3 separate regions of the Homo sapiens genome follow, and all the other regions are linked to region 2. The links are chromatin loops, found by intact Hi-C in ENCODE. Cell type or tissue: CD14-positive monocyte. All regions are shown on one strand. Region 1 has its middle 31 kb from the start of SV2C-AS2. Region 2 overlaps IQGAP2 (IQ motif containing GTPase activating protein 2). Region 3 overlaps IQGAP2 (IQ motif containing GTPase activating protein 2).

Region 1 (4,000 bases), 67 kb before region 2:
AAAGGGGGAGGAACCCTCAGTTACAGGAATTGTCCACCCCTTTCCCAGAAAACTAATGAATAATCCACCCCTTGTTTAGCATATAAGTAAGAAATAACTATACGTATCCTTAGTCCAGCAGCCCAAGCTGCTGCTCTTCCTATGGAGTAGTCATTCTTTTATTCCTTTAATTTCCTAATAAACTTGTCTTCACTTTACTGCATGGACTCACCCCTAATTCTTGTGTGAGGTCCAAGAACCCTCTCTTGGGGTCTGATTGGGATCCCTTTCTGTTAACAGTTCTGTACATCAAGTCAGGACACAGGCATGTGGGCACAGTGGGCAGCAGGATATTCCAGGAAGTCATCCTGCAGTGGGACAGCTAGCAATAACTTAATCTCAGAAGGGACTGCAAGGCACACTAATATATCCCACCAACTCAAACTGAAGATATCCCAACTCAGATTCCTCTTAGCCTATCCGCAAAATGCCCAGCTCCACCCAACACTGGAGGAAATTGGAGAAAAGCAAGGCAGAATGGAAAGAAACAGTAGTTTTAACTGAGTAAGGAAACAAACTACTAAGATTGCAAATTTTCTAGTTTTGCAAATTTTTAAAATTTTTTATTATTTTTCATAGAGACGAGGTCTTGGTATGTTGTCCAGGCTGGTCTCGAACTCCTAGGCTCCAGCTATCCTCCTGCCTCAGCCTTCCAAAGTACTGGGATTACAGTCATGAGTCACTGTGCACCTGGCCTAGTTTTACAAAATTTTTTTTTTTTTTTTTTTTTCCGAGATGGAGTTTCACTCTTGTCGCCCAGGCTGGAGTGCACTAGTGCAATCTCGGCTCACTGCATCTTCTGCCTCCCAGGTTCAAGCGATTCTCCTGCCTCAGCCTCCCGAGTAGCTGGGATTTCAAGTGCCCACCACCATGCCTAGCTAATTTTTATATTTTTAGTACAGACGGGTTTTCACCATGTTGGCCAGGCTTGTCTCAAACTCCTGACCTCAGGTGATCCACCCACCTCGGCCTCCCAAAGTGCTGGGATTACAGATGTGAGCCACCGTGCCCAGCCACAGATTTTTAAAAATTATATGACCAGCCACACATGGTGGCTCACACCTGTAATCCCAAAACTCTAGGGGGCCAAGGCAGGTGGATTGCTTGAGCCCAGGAGTTCAAGACCAGCCTGAACAGCATCCATCTCTACAAGAAACATGAAACAAAAAAACAACAACAAAAACACATATGACCATGTGAACACATTGCTAGGATCCACTTAGCACTTGGGAAGGGACTTATGCAAATGGAGGTGCCGGGGCTTAAGTCTCAGTAGCTTCATAGTAAACATTTCTCTGAGCTTTACAGTCAGACAATATGGGTTTGAGTCCTGACTTGGCCACTTAGCAGTGATGTGATGCATTGAGAAAGCAAAAATTAGTTTTTCCAAGCATTCATTTCTGCAACTGTGAATTAGAAATGATGATAGTTTGTATTTCACTGGGGTTTATAAGGATTGAGAAAATGTATATAAAAGGTTCAGCAATGTGCCTGACACACAAATTCTCACTAAATCATAGCCGCTGTGATTAGCACTACTGGCTCACATCTGCTCCTGGAGGCAGATCTACACTTCCTTTCACTATGAGGATATTGGCATGTGGTGATCATGGGAGCCAGATCCCCTTGGGGTGCCGAAATGGGGTGGTGGGGAGGGGGTGGAACCTTGGCATTGCCTAACTCTCACAAGACTTTTTGCAGGACCGAATAATTCCTAGCTTCTATTATCATAGGCATGCATAGCAGGTACCTAGGCCTGTGGTGACCCCGGCAGCAACTCCAAGTGACTTACCCACATACCCCAAACCCTGCTGTGATTCTGCTTCCCACAAAAGCAGCCTGCACAGGGCCCTTCTCAGTGCACAGATGTCCAGCTCCATGGGAGGGCCTCTGGCAGCCAGAAAGAGGAGGAAGGAGAGAAGGAAGGGGAAGTGGTCATGCATATACGGGGACCTTACCAACTCCTGCAGGCCGTGAGTACACAGTACAGAGCCTGGCAGACCTGACACAACTCGTCAAGGCTGCCTTTCCCCTGCTACCCAAGGCTTTGCCATTCATCTTGTCAGATCAGAGAAGCTACAGGCACAGAATGTTTGTCCAAGGCTCTGAGTCTTTTCCAGGTGCAGCCTCAGCAAATCACACCAGGAGAAGGAGTCCTGCTTCCTCAGGACTAAAAAGAAGACCAAAGAGCAACTGTTCACAGCAGGCCAAGTTTACAAAACGGTGGTGGAGAAAATGAATAATTTACGAGGATGAATGCAAGGCCATGTGAAGTGATCTCTATACACACAGGAAGGTACCACAGGAAGCCAACAGTGAATGTCTGGAGCCCAACACTGTGCCAGGCCCCACAGGGCACACTCTGGAGCTGGTAAAGGTGGAGCAGCACTGCCAGGAGTTGGGAGCTCAGTCTCTAGACTCACACAGACCTGAGCTCACACCTAAGTTCTCCACTTGTAAGCTGTGTGGCCCAGGACAAGTTCATTAACCTCTCTGGGCCTCAATTCCTCATCTGTAAAACGAGGATACTTATTTGGGATATTCTTGTTTGAAAGGATTGAATAATATAATCCAAGTGCTTAAAACACACACTCAGTCTTTTATTGCATACATTTAATGTGTACAACATGGTATGTTGGTATACATAGAACACATTGTCTCTCTCTCTCTCTTTTTTTTTTTTTTTTGATAGAGATGGGGATCTTGCTATGTTTCCCAGGCTGGTCTCGAACTCCTGACCCCAAGCAATCCTCCTGCCTCAGCCTCCCAAAATGCTGAGATTATAGGCGTGAGGCACCGCACCTGGCCCACATTCTCTTAATGATGTATTTTGATGCACAGAAGTTCCTAATTGTAATGTAGTCTAAGTTATCAACCTCTCCGTTTAGGTCAGTGCTTTGATTTCTGTCTACTTCAGGGTCAGGAAGACATTCTCCTCACCTAGCAGCTTTATTGTTTTTCATTTCACATTTAGATCTACATTCAGCTGGAATTCATTTTTGTGTATCTTTAGTAGTCATCAGAAGATCAAAAGACATCATTAAAGGAGTAAAAAGGCAAGCCTCAGAGTTAGAAAAGGTATTGACAATTGCAATCACCAAGAAAGGTATTTGATTCAGACAAGATGAAGAATTCCTACAAATCAATACAAAAAAGACATGCAACCAAATAGAAAAAGAGCAAAGACTTAAACATAAACTTCACCGAAAAAATATCCAGAAGATTATGGCCATTTAACATATGAAAAGGTGCTCAATTTCATTAGTCGTGAAGGAAATGCAAATAAAACCATGGTAAAATGCCACTAGAGACTCCCCCAAATGGCTAAAATTTAAAAGACTGATAATACCATGTGCTGACAAGGAGCACTCACCAAGGAACTCCCACTGCTGAGGAGGGGGGCAAATTGGTCTGACCACATTAGAAACATGTTTGGAAATACCTGCTAAAGCTGCATAATTCCTCTTGGTATACACTCAATAGAAAGGTTTGCATATGTGCACCAAGAGACATGTACAACAAGGTTTGTAGCAGCTGGTGCCAAATATAGGACATCATGGAAAAATGCTGCCTTTCATGTGGATCGCTTGAGCCCAGGAGTTCAAGACCAGCATAGGCAACATGGTGAAACCCCATCTCTACAAAAACTATGAAAATTAACTAGGCGTAGTGGCACATTCCTGTAGTCCCAGCTACTCAGGAGGCTGAGGTGGAAGGATTGATTGAGCCCTGGAGATTGAGGTTACAGTGAACGGTGATCACGTCACTGCACTCTAGCCTGGGCAACAAAGCAAGACCATCTCAAATAACAACCGCAACAACAAACATTGCCTTCATCAGATTACCCTAGACTCACCCATTATCATCCAACCTCTGCCCCCTGCCCATCTTCTTTCTAGCATTCACACATCCACCTGAATTATATATTCTACTTCTCCCTGTTTTCCAGCATTTTTATGAT
Region 2 (4,000 bases):
ATTATTATTTTTTTTTTAGGCAGTATCTTGCTCTCTCACCCAGGCTGGAGTGCAGTGGTGCAATCATGGCTCACTGCAGCCTCAAACCTCCCAGCCTCAAGCTGTCCTCCCACCTCACCCTCCTGAGTAGCTGGTACTACAGGCACACATCACCACACCTAGCTAATTTTTGTATTTTTTTGTAGAGATGGGTTTTCACCATGTTGCCCAGGCTGAGCTCAAGCAGTCCTCCCTCCTCAGCTTCCCAAAGTGCTGGGATTACAGGTGTGAGTCACCACACCTGGCCTGATACTGTGAGCTTTTGGGTACTACTCTCTGCTCTTATCTGAATAGTGAAGTTACTAAGTTAGTTACCTGGAAACTGGAGTTTTGGGGTGGTCAGTGCAACTAAACTCTTATCCATCTACGATGACCAATCTGAGATGAAATTTAAGTTCTGAAGTAGTTAAACGCAGTTGTGTAAAAGGTGATTGAATAAGTCGGTATTTAGCATAGCTCAGCTGTAACATCCTATCAGTGCTTTCGTTTGAACCATAGAAAGGTATACGCAGCCTTATCTTGAGATACTGTCTTCAGTAGACAAAAAGTCAAGCTGCTCCCTCATATGCTGGTGTTTTGGTTGAGCTTTTCAAAAGGATCTTTAAGGTCAACAGCTAAAGTGTTATTTTAGTATGGTTTTAACTTTAATTACACATGCTGTTAGCCAGAATGACTTGTTTGGGAGAGTTTAAGCTTGTAATACCGAGTTTGTTTTAGAATTTAGTGTTATTTGGGGTGTTAACTCCTTTTTCTCTAGGGAACCAATGACTTACTATTGCCATCTACCCTCTTACTACACAAGCTTTTTAACAGCCCCTTCTATTTAAAAGGCTGGGCATGGTGGCTCACACCTGTAATCCCAGGACTTTGGGAAGCCAAGGCGGGTGGATCACATGAGGTCACGAGTTTGAGACTAGCCTAGCCAGCATAGTGAAACCTTGTCTCTACTAAAAATACAAAAATTAGCCTGGTGTGGTAGTGCATGCCTGTAATCCCAGCTACTTGGGAGGCTGAGGCAGGAGAATCCCAAATAGGGGAATCCCAAGCAGGGGAATCGCTTGAACCCGGGAGGCAGAGGTTGCAATAAGCCGAGATCACGCCACTGCGTTCCAGCCTGGGCGAAAGAGCGAGACTCTGTCTCAAAAAAAACAAAACCTAGTATACAAACAGATCTAATGCTTACCATGTCTTCATGGTAACCAAAAGAGAAACAAAGGCTACTCAACGTCTGATTTGATAGGGTCAGGTAAGTCCTACAGGGCAGGCAGTTTAATATGGGATATGGAACAAAGGTTTGTGAACATACCAAGGGCTAGGTGCTTTTCATGTGTTACTGTTATCATCGGCTCATTATGGCCTTTGAGAGGGCCAGTGGTTTTCCATTTCACAAAGAAGCTGAAACCCCTAGTACTATGTCAAGGCCACCCTGCTAGCTGGTGGCAGAGGAACTTGAAAGCAGCACTGTCAGATCCTGGAGCCTTTCCTCATTGACTGTTGCAACTTTGCTGCCCCTGAATCATAAATGTTCACCCCTTCTGTGTCTTTAAGTAGTTTGTCATGATTCTCTCAAGATGTAGAAACCTCTAGCTATTTATGCTGGATGTGGTGGTATACACCTGTAGTTACAGCTACTTGGGAGGCTGAGGCAGGAGGATCAAGATTTCCAGGCTGTAGTGTGCAATGATTACAACTATGAATAGCCACAGCTCTCCAGCCTGGGCAACATAGTAAGATCTGCCTGCCCCCCACCCAACCCAATCTCTCTTATTTATTTATTTATTTATTTATTTTGAGATGGAGTTCCACTATGTCACCCAGGCTGAAGTACAGTGGTGAGATCTGGGCTCACTGCAACCTCCACCTCCTGGGTTAAAGTGATTCTCCCATCTCAGCCTCCCAAGTAGCTGGGACTACAGGAATGCACCACCACACCCAGCTAATTTTTGTATGTTTTAGTAGAGGTGGGGTTTCCCCGTGTGGTCAGGCTGGTCTCGAACTTCCTACCTCAAGTGATCCGCCCGGCTCAGCCTCCCAAAGTGCTAGGATTACAGGTGTGAGCCACCACGCCCAGTGAGACCCCATCTCTAAAACAAACAAACAAAAAACAACAACACAAAAAAACCTGTGGCCATTGGATAGTGTGCTCATTTATAAATAGATGCATAAAGTTGATTTTGCTGCTGAATTTTTTCCTCCCAAGAAACAGCATAGAATACATGGGCTTTTTTTTTTTTTTTTTTTTTTTGAGACAGAGTCTTGCTCTGTCACCCAGGCTAGAGTGCAGTGACATGATCTCAGCTCACTGCAACCTCTGCTTCCCGGGTTCAAGCAATTCTCATGCCTCACCCTCCTGAGTAGCTGGGATTATAGTCATGTACCACCATGCCTGGCTAATTTTTGTATTTTTGGTAGAGATGGGGTTTCATCATGTCGGCCAGGCTGGTCTCGAACTCCTGAGCTCAAATGATCTGCCTTCCTCAGCCTCCCAAATTGCTGGTATTACAGGCATGAGCCACCATGCCCAGCCTTACATGGGCTTTTCATAGAATACATCCAAGCTTCATCAAAAGATTTTGTGTATACTTAGAAACATCCCATCTCTTACTGTGAGGTGCTGAAGTGAAAGGCTTTTCCATAATAATATAGTGATGTGCCCCAGTGATTGCTAATAGGATAATTTGTAAAACATGCTTTATTACATACACTGCCCATACCTTAAAGTCTGGGATTGTTGAGAAATGAAATAGAAACTTTAGTAGTGAAGCCGACCTGTGAGCTGATACTTTGTCACCTTACTGCTCTATTTTATTTTTCTCTCTTGAGATGCAGTGTGGTGCTGATAAAATGGCAGAAGCTTTGGAGTTGAATAGATGTGGGTTTGAATTCTGACTTCCATTGCCTGCCTCAGTAGCCTTGGGGTTTTCTCCTGTACCTTGAGAGGTGTGTGGAAATGATATATCTATAGAGGTGGCTGATGTGGTTCCTGGCACATAGTGCTAAACAAGTTGTAATGGTTTCAATTAATTGAGCACCTAATACTAGCAAAGTATCGTGATGAATGAAACACCGCTTAGCTGCTGACAGCTTACCAGAGAATCTGGGTGACAAGTAAAAATGCTTATACTTTTAGTGCCCTTCCAAGTTCTGTGGAAGAGAAGATATGAGAAGGATGGATTTGGATGGCGGCAATGGGAGGGCTTCATGAAAGTTGTGAATTTGAAATGACCTTGAGGAAGGTCAGAGGAAAACCTGAAAGGCGTGCTAGTATATTTGTACTGTGGAATCTTCTATTTATATAGGCAATAAAGGACAATTGGAGCTGTCCTGAGGAGAGTCACCTGATGCAACCCCTTACTGATGTACCTTCTTGTTCTTTGAGATGGTTTAAAAAAAGAAACACCCCAAACTTTTCATTAGAGACATGGGTGAGTGGCCCAGTGAAGTGAGTGACAGGGGAGGCAGGTGTGGCAAGACAGCGATGTGAGCATTTGGTGCCCTGTCTGCTGGCTGCTTAGCGGCCTCTTCACTGTGCTTCTGGGTTTGGCTGTCTTTTGGATGAACAGCTTTGCCAGAGGGTTTTGCCGAGGATAGGTGAATTCAATGAGAACAGGTAAGAAAATGAGTTGTACTTAGAGCAGGACAAGGATATTGACAACTGAATTCTCTAGGGGGTAGGGTTTCTCTCACCTCATTTTTCTTCATTCTCTCCATTAATTGTGGCAATGTTTACCTTTCAGATTTCACTGATTTACGGTCCTGCAATGTCCAGCATCCCAGTTTTATTGAAGAATGACTTAGACTGTGTTTCCAATTCATTGGCAATTGCCTGAGGAACTTTCATTTAGACTTTTTGTGGGATTTTACTAAGCTCTAATTGGACCTTCCTTTAATTTTATAATCGTGTATTGTGTATGACTTCTTCTTGCCAAGGTGCCTAAGAGGAGCTGACAGCTGTTTATTT
Region 3 (4,000 bases), 60 kb after region 2:
GATCAATAAGCATATGACAAGGTAGTCAACATCATTAGTCATCAGGGAAATACAAATCAAAACCACAATGAGATGTTACTTCATACCCACCAGCGTAGCTATAATCAAAGATGGACAATAACAAATGTTAGTGAGGATGTAGAGAAATCAAAACTCATACATTGCTGAACAGATTGTAAAATGGTGCAGCTACTTTAGAAAATAGTCTGGCAGCTCTTTAAAAAATTAAACAGAGTTACCATATGACCCAGCAATTATCCTCCCAGGTATATACGAATGAAAATTGAAAATCTATGCCCATACAAAAACTTGTACTCGAATGTTCACAGAATCATTATTCATAATGACAAAAAGCAGAAACAATCCAAATGTCTACCCACTGATAAACGGTGATGTATCCATACAATGAAATATTTCTCAGCTATAAAAAAGAATGAAGTACTGATACATACTACAACATGGATGAACCTTAAAAACATGTTGAGTGAAAGAAGCTAGACACAAAAGGCCACATATTATATGAAATGTCCAGAATAGACAAATCCACAGAGACAAAGTAGATTAGTGATTGCCAGGGCCTAGGGGAAGAAGAGAAATGCTGGGTAACTGCTACTGGGTATGGGATTTCTTTTTGGGCTGATAAAAATATTCTAAAATTGATTGTGGTGATGGTTGCACAACTTTGAGTATACTAAGAACCACTGAGTTGTTTACTTTAAAAGGGAGAATTGTATGGTATATAAGTTGTATCTCAATAAAGCTATTTATTAAAGATAATTTCCTTACACTGGCTTGGAGAGGTCCTTAGGAAGCTGTTAAATAAGATCAATTGGTATTAGCAGATACATTGCATATAGAAGGTACCCCTAAGATACACGAGATATCTAAATACTGTGTTTGTTTTACAGATATTTATTGAGCATCCTTTATGTGTAAACAAGCCTAGGAGGGTTGTTTTGGGAGATGGAGTTCAGGCAACAAATAATGCTGTGCTCAGAAAAACTCGCCATTTGGTTGAACTTTTTACTCAAGAGTTTAAAGTTATTTTCCTTCATTTATGTTTGCTCTGTTAATCTCTCTGTATATGTGTATCATCTCCATATCCAGCCATCATCCTCCTAAACAGCTCTCATATGTTCACCTCTCTATCCCACCACTGCTAGCCCGCCAAAGGATTCCAGCATCTCTTGTGAGACTACTGTAGTGGTCCTTAACTGGTTTCTTCATGAGTCTCTAGCCTCCTTCAATCCTTTATCTGTCTTATAGTCAGATAAATCTTTTCAAAACTCTGAGCAAACTCCTTTACTTGGCCTCATAGGCTCTGCATAGTCCAGTTCAACCTCTTTAGTTTTACATTGTGCCGCACTGCTCTGTGCTTCAACCACATTGATCTGTTTTATTCCCTGTTCCCTCCTGCACAGGACCTTGCCATGTGCTATTCGCTTTTCATATTCCTCTTTATCTAGTCAGACTTACTTCCTCTTCAGATTGCAGCTCACTTTTTCAGGGTATCCTTCTCTGGCTTCCACATCCAGGTCAAACTCACCGATTAGAAGGCCTTTTGACATCACATCTATTGCATGTTTGAATGAATAACGTAATGCCCAGTGTTGGATCAGTATCATTCGCTACTAAGGAGGTTTGATTATGCTCTGTTTTCTGTACATTTTGGATGTTGGAGGTAACAAGGAGGATATGAATCAGACTCACGGTAGACAGCTAGACTGCCAGCCTAGCGGTAATCTTTGTTTCACTGGAAAATTCTATATTGCAGTTAGATGATGCAAGTCCTTCCCGACAGGTTTGTGACCCAGTAAGTTATGAAGCTGGGAATTCCAGACAACTTAATAAGCCGTGATACCACAGTGAACTAGAAAATATCCAGAAAGGCGTATAGAGTATTGCTCAATGAATGAATGAAGAGAGAAAGAGGAAGCCTGTGTATTAGGAGGACTTAAGGCTGAAATTATTGCTCAAACTTTATAAAATTATGAAGTCTTTACGTATAGATGTTAAGACTCAAAAAATGAATTTTTTTTTTTTTTGAGACGTAGTGTCACTCTGTTGCCCAAGCTGGAATGCAGTGCAGTGGTGCGATCTCGGCTCACCGTAACCTCCACCTCCTGGGTTCAAACGATTATTTCTCCTGCCTCAGCCTCCCAAGTAGCTAGGATTACAGAAGTATGCCACCATGTCTGGCTAATTTTTATATTGTTGTAGAGACAGGATCTCACCATGTTGGCCAGGCTGGTCTCAAACTCTTGGCCTCAAGTGATCCGCCTGCATTGGCCTCCAAAAGTGCTGGGATTACAGGCATGAGCCACCGCTCCTGGCCTCAAAAAACTAATATTGATGGCAATGAACAAAATATTAAACAGGCTTTTTTTTTTAGGGCCAAAAAGAAGTAATTTGGCTCTTCACCCAAATTACTTCACCCTACAGGCTGAAGGATTCAGATGAAGTGGAGAGTGAATCACTTCTGTTAAGAGGCAAAGGATGTCTTGTATATGTATTAGTTGCCTATGACTATATAACAAGTTATTCTAAAACTTAGTAGCTTAAAACAATAAACATTTATCTCGGAATTTTTGAGGGTCAGAAATCTGTCATTGCTTAACTGGGTCCTCTGGTTTTGGGTCTCTCACAAAGCTGCAGTCATCTCACAGTTCACGTGGGGCACACCCACTTCCAAGCCACCCAGTGACACTGGCAGGATTCAGTTTCTGACAGGTTTTTGGACTGGAGATCTCAGTTCCTTGCTGCTGTTGGCCAGAGTCTTCCCTCAGTTGCTCACCACTTGGGCCTCTTACACATGGAAACTTACACATGGCAACTGGTTTCCATCAGAGTAGGCAACTGAGAGAAGAAGATGGAAGCTAGTCTTTTTGTAACCTATTCTTAGCAATGACACCCATCATTTATGCTGTATCCTATTCATTAGAATCGAGTTACTAAGTCAAGGCCATGCTCAAGGGGAGGAGTTTTCCACAAGGGGTTGAATTCAGAGGGATGGGGATGACTGGGGCACCACCTTAGAAGCTGCCTTTCACAGGGTGTCTTCATAGGCTTTTGAAATGGACCCCAGAAAGGGAATTTGAGGATAAAATTATTTTTGTTACTATTAGAAACTCAATCAGAAATTGAATCCTTCCTGATCTGAATGCTTACGGTTCTAAGCTTACTGCTGCCTTGATTGTTTTTTGTTGGTTTGTGTTTTTGTTTTTAATTTTAAGGGTCTTGCTGTGTTGCCCAGGCTGGATTCAAACTCCTGGGCTCAAACAATCCTCCAGCTTCAGCCTCCCAAGTAGCTGAGGCTACAGTTGCTTGCTACCATGCCTGGCAACTCCCTTGATTTTTTTTAATTGGGAGCTGTTTTAAACTAAGCCTTTTCATTTCTTTGTCATTTAAAATAATACTAAATGGACTTTTTAGGTTTCCTTTTCAAGTAGGCCCTCAAAGCTAACTTTATAGCTTCTTTGCTGTGGGGCTTTTGCTGAAATGAAACTGTACAGACAAGTCTACTACTAATATGGGCTTTGAAATGTCCTCTCTGATGCCAGAAATCCTACTATTTAAATTAAAGGAGTAACTTTTCCAAAAGAATTAGTACTGCTGAGTAGATTTTATATTAATCTGCCTAAAATTTATTCAAATAATGAAAATGAATCTGTTTTAAGAAATTCAGTCTTTTAGTTTTTAGGACAACTATGCAAAAATGTACGATGGAGAATTCTTTTTGGATAAACTCTAGGTTGAGGAACTTAATCCAACCGGAGCTATTGTGAAGGTCAGAAAACAGGAGAGGGAATCTTGGCAAGGAATGGAGACGGAGTTTGCAAATTGCAGCTTGAGTAAATAGTTATGAATGGGACTGCTATTGTGTCTCCCAAGGAAAGTTCCTGTGATATTATATTCCTTTTTTAAGGAAAGAGAAAATGCACAGAAAACTTTTGCTGTGCTTCCTTTTTCTGTCCTACCTCTGAAAATAAACTAAGCAAAA

Evidence for each region. Peaks named below come from ENCODE experiments on the same cell type or tissue, not always from the same donor. Only the 100,000 strongest peaks of a DNase experiment are listed, where the experiment ranks them.
Region 1: a loop joins it to region 2, with 2.7 times the contacts of the local background. A loop is called at or near these places in 17 of 110 quality-filtered maps.
Region 3: a loop joins it to region 2, with 4 times the contacts of the local background. A loop is called at or near these places in 13 of 110 quality-filtered maps.

What each region holds. Positions count from the first base shown.
Region 1 is chr5:76,340,177-76,344,176 of GRCh38, forward strand. It overlaps a transcript of SV2C not described here. Among named protein-coding and RNA genes, the nearest start is that of SV2C-AS2, 31 kb to the left of the region's middle. RefSeq lists an enhancer at 1-147. In CD14-positive monocyte, no CTCF peak of the experiment used is centred here; a DNase peak (open chromatin) is centred at 1,965; H3K4me3 peaks cover 988 bases; H3K27ac peaks cover 1,471 bases.
Region 2 is chr5:76,406,981-76,410,980 of GRCh38, forward strand. The region is part of intron 1 of IQGAP2 (IQ motif containing GTPase activating protein 2); the gene reads left to right. Among named protein-coding and RNA genes, the nearest start is that of IQGAP2, 5.7 kb to the left of the region's middle. In CD14-positive monocyte, no CTCF peak of the experiment used is centred here; DNase peaks (open chromatin) are centred at 21 and 1,531; H3K4me3 peaks cover 1,631 bases; H3K27ac peaks cover 3,855 bases.
Region 3 is chr5:76,467,369-76,471,368 of GRCh38, forward strand. The region is part of intron 2 of IQGAP2 (IQ motif containing GTPase activating protein 2); the gene reads left to right. Among named protein-coding and RNA genes, the nearest start is that of IQGAP2, 66 kb to the left of the region's middle. In CD14-positive monocyte, no CTCF peak of the experiment used is centred here; DNase peaks (open chromatin) are centred at 63 and 1,813; H3K4me3 peaks cover 1,062 bases; H3K27ac peaks cover 3,518 bases.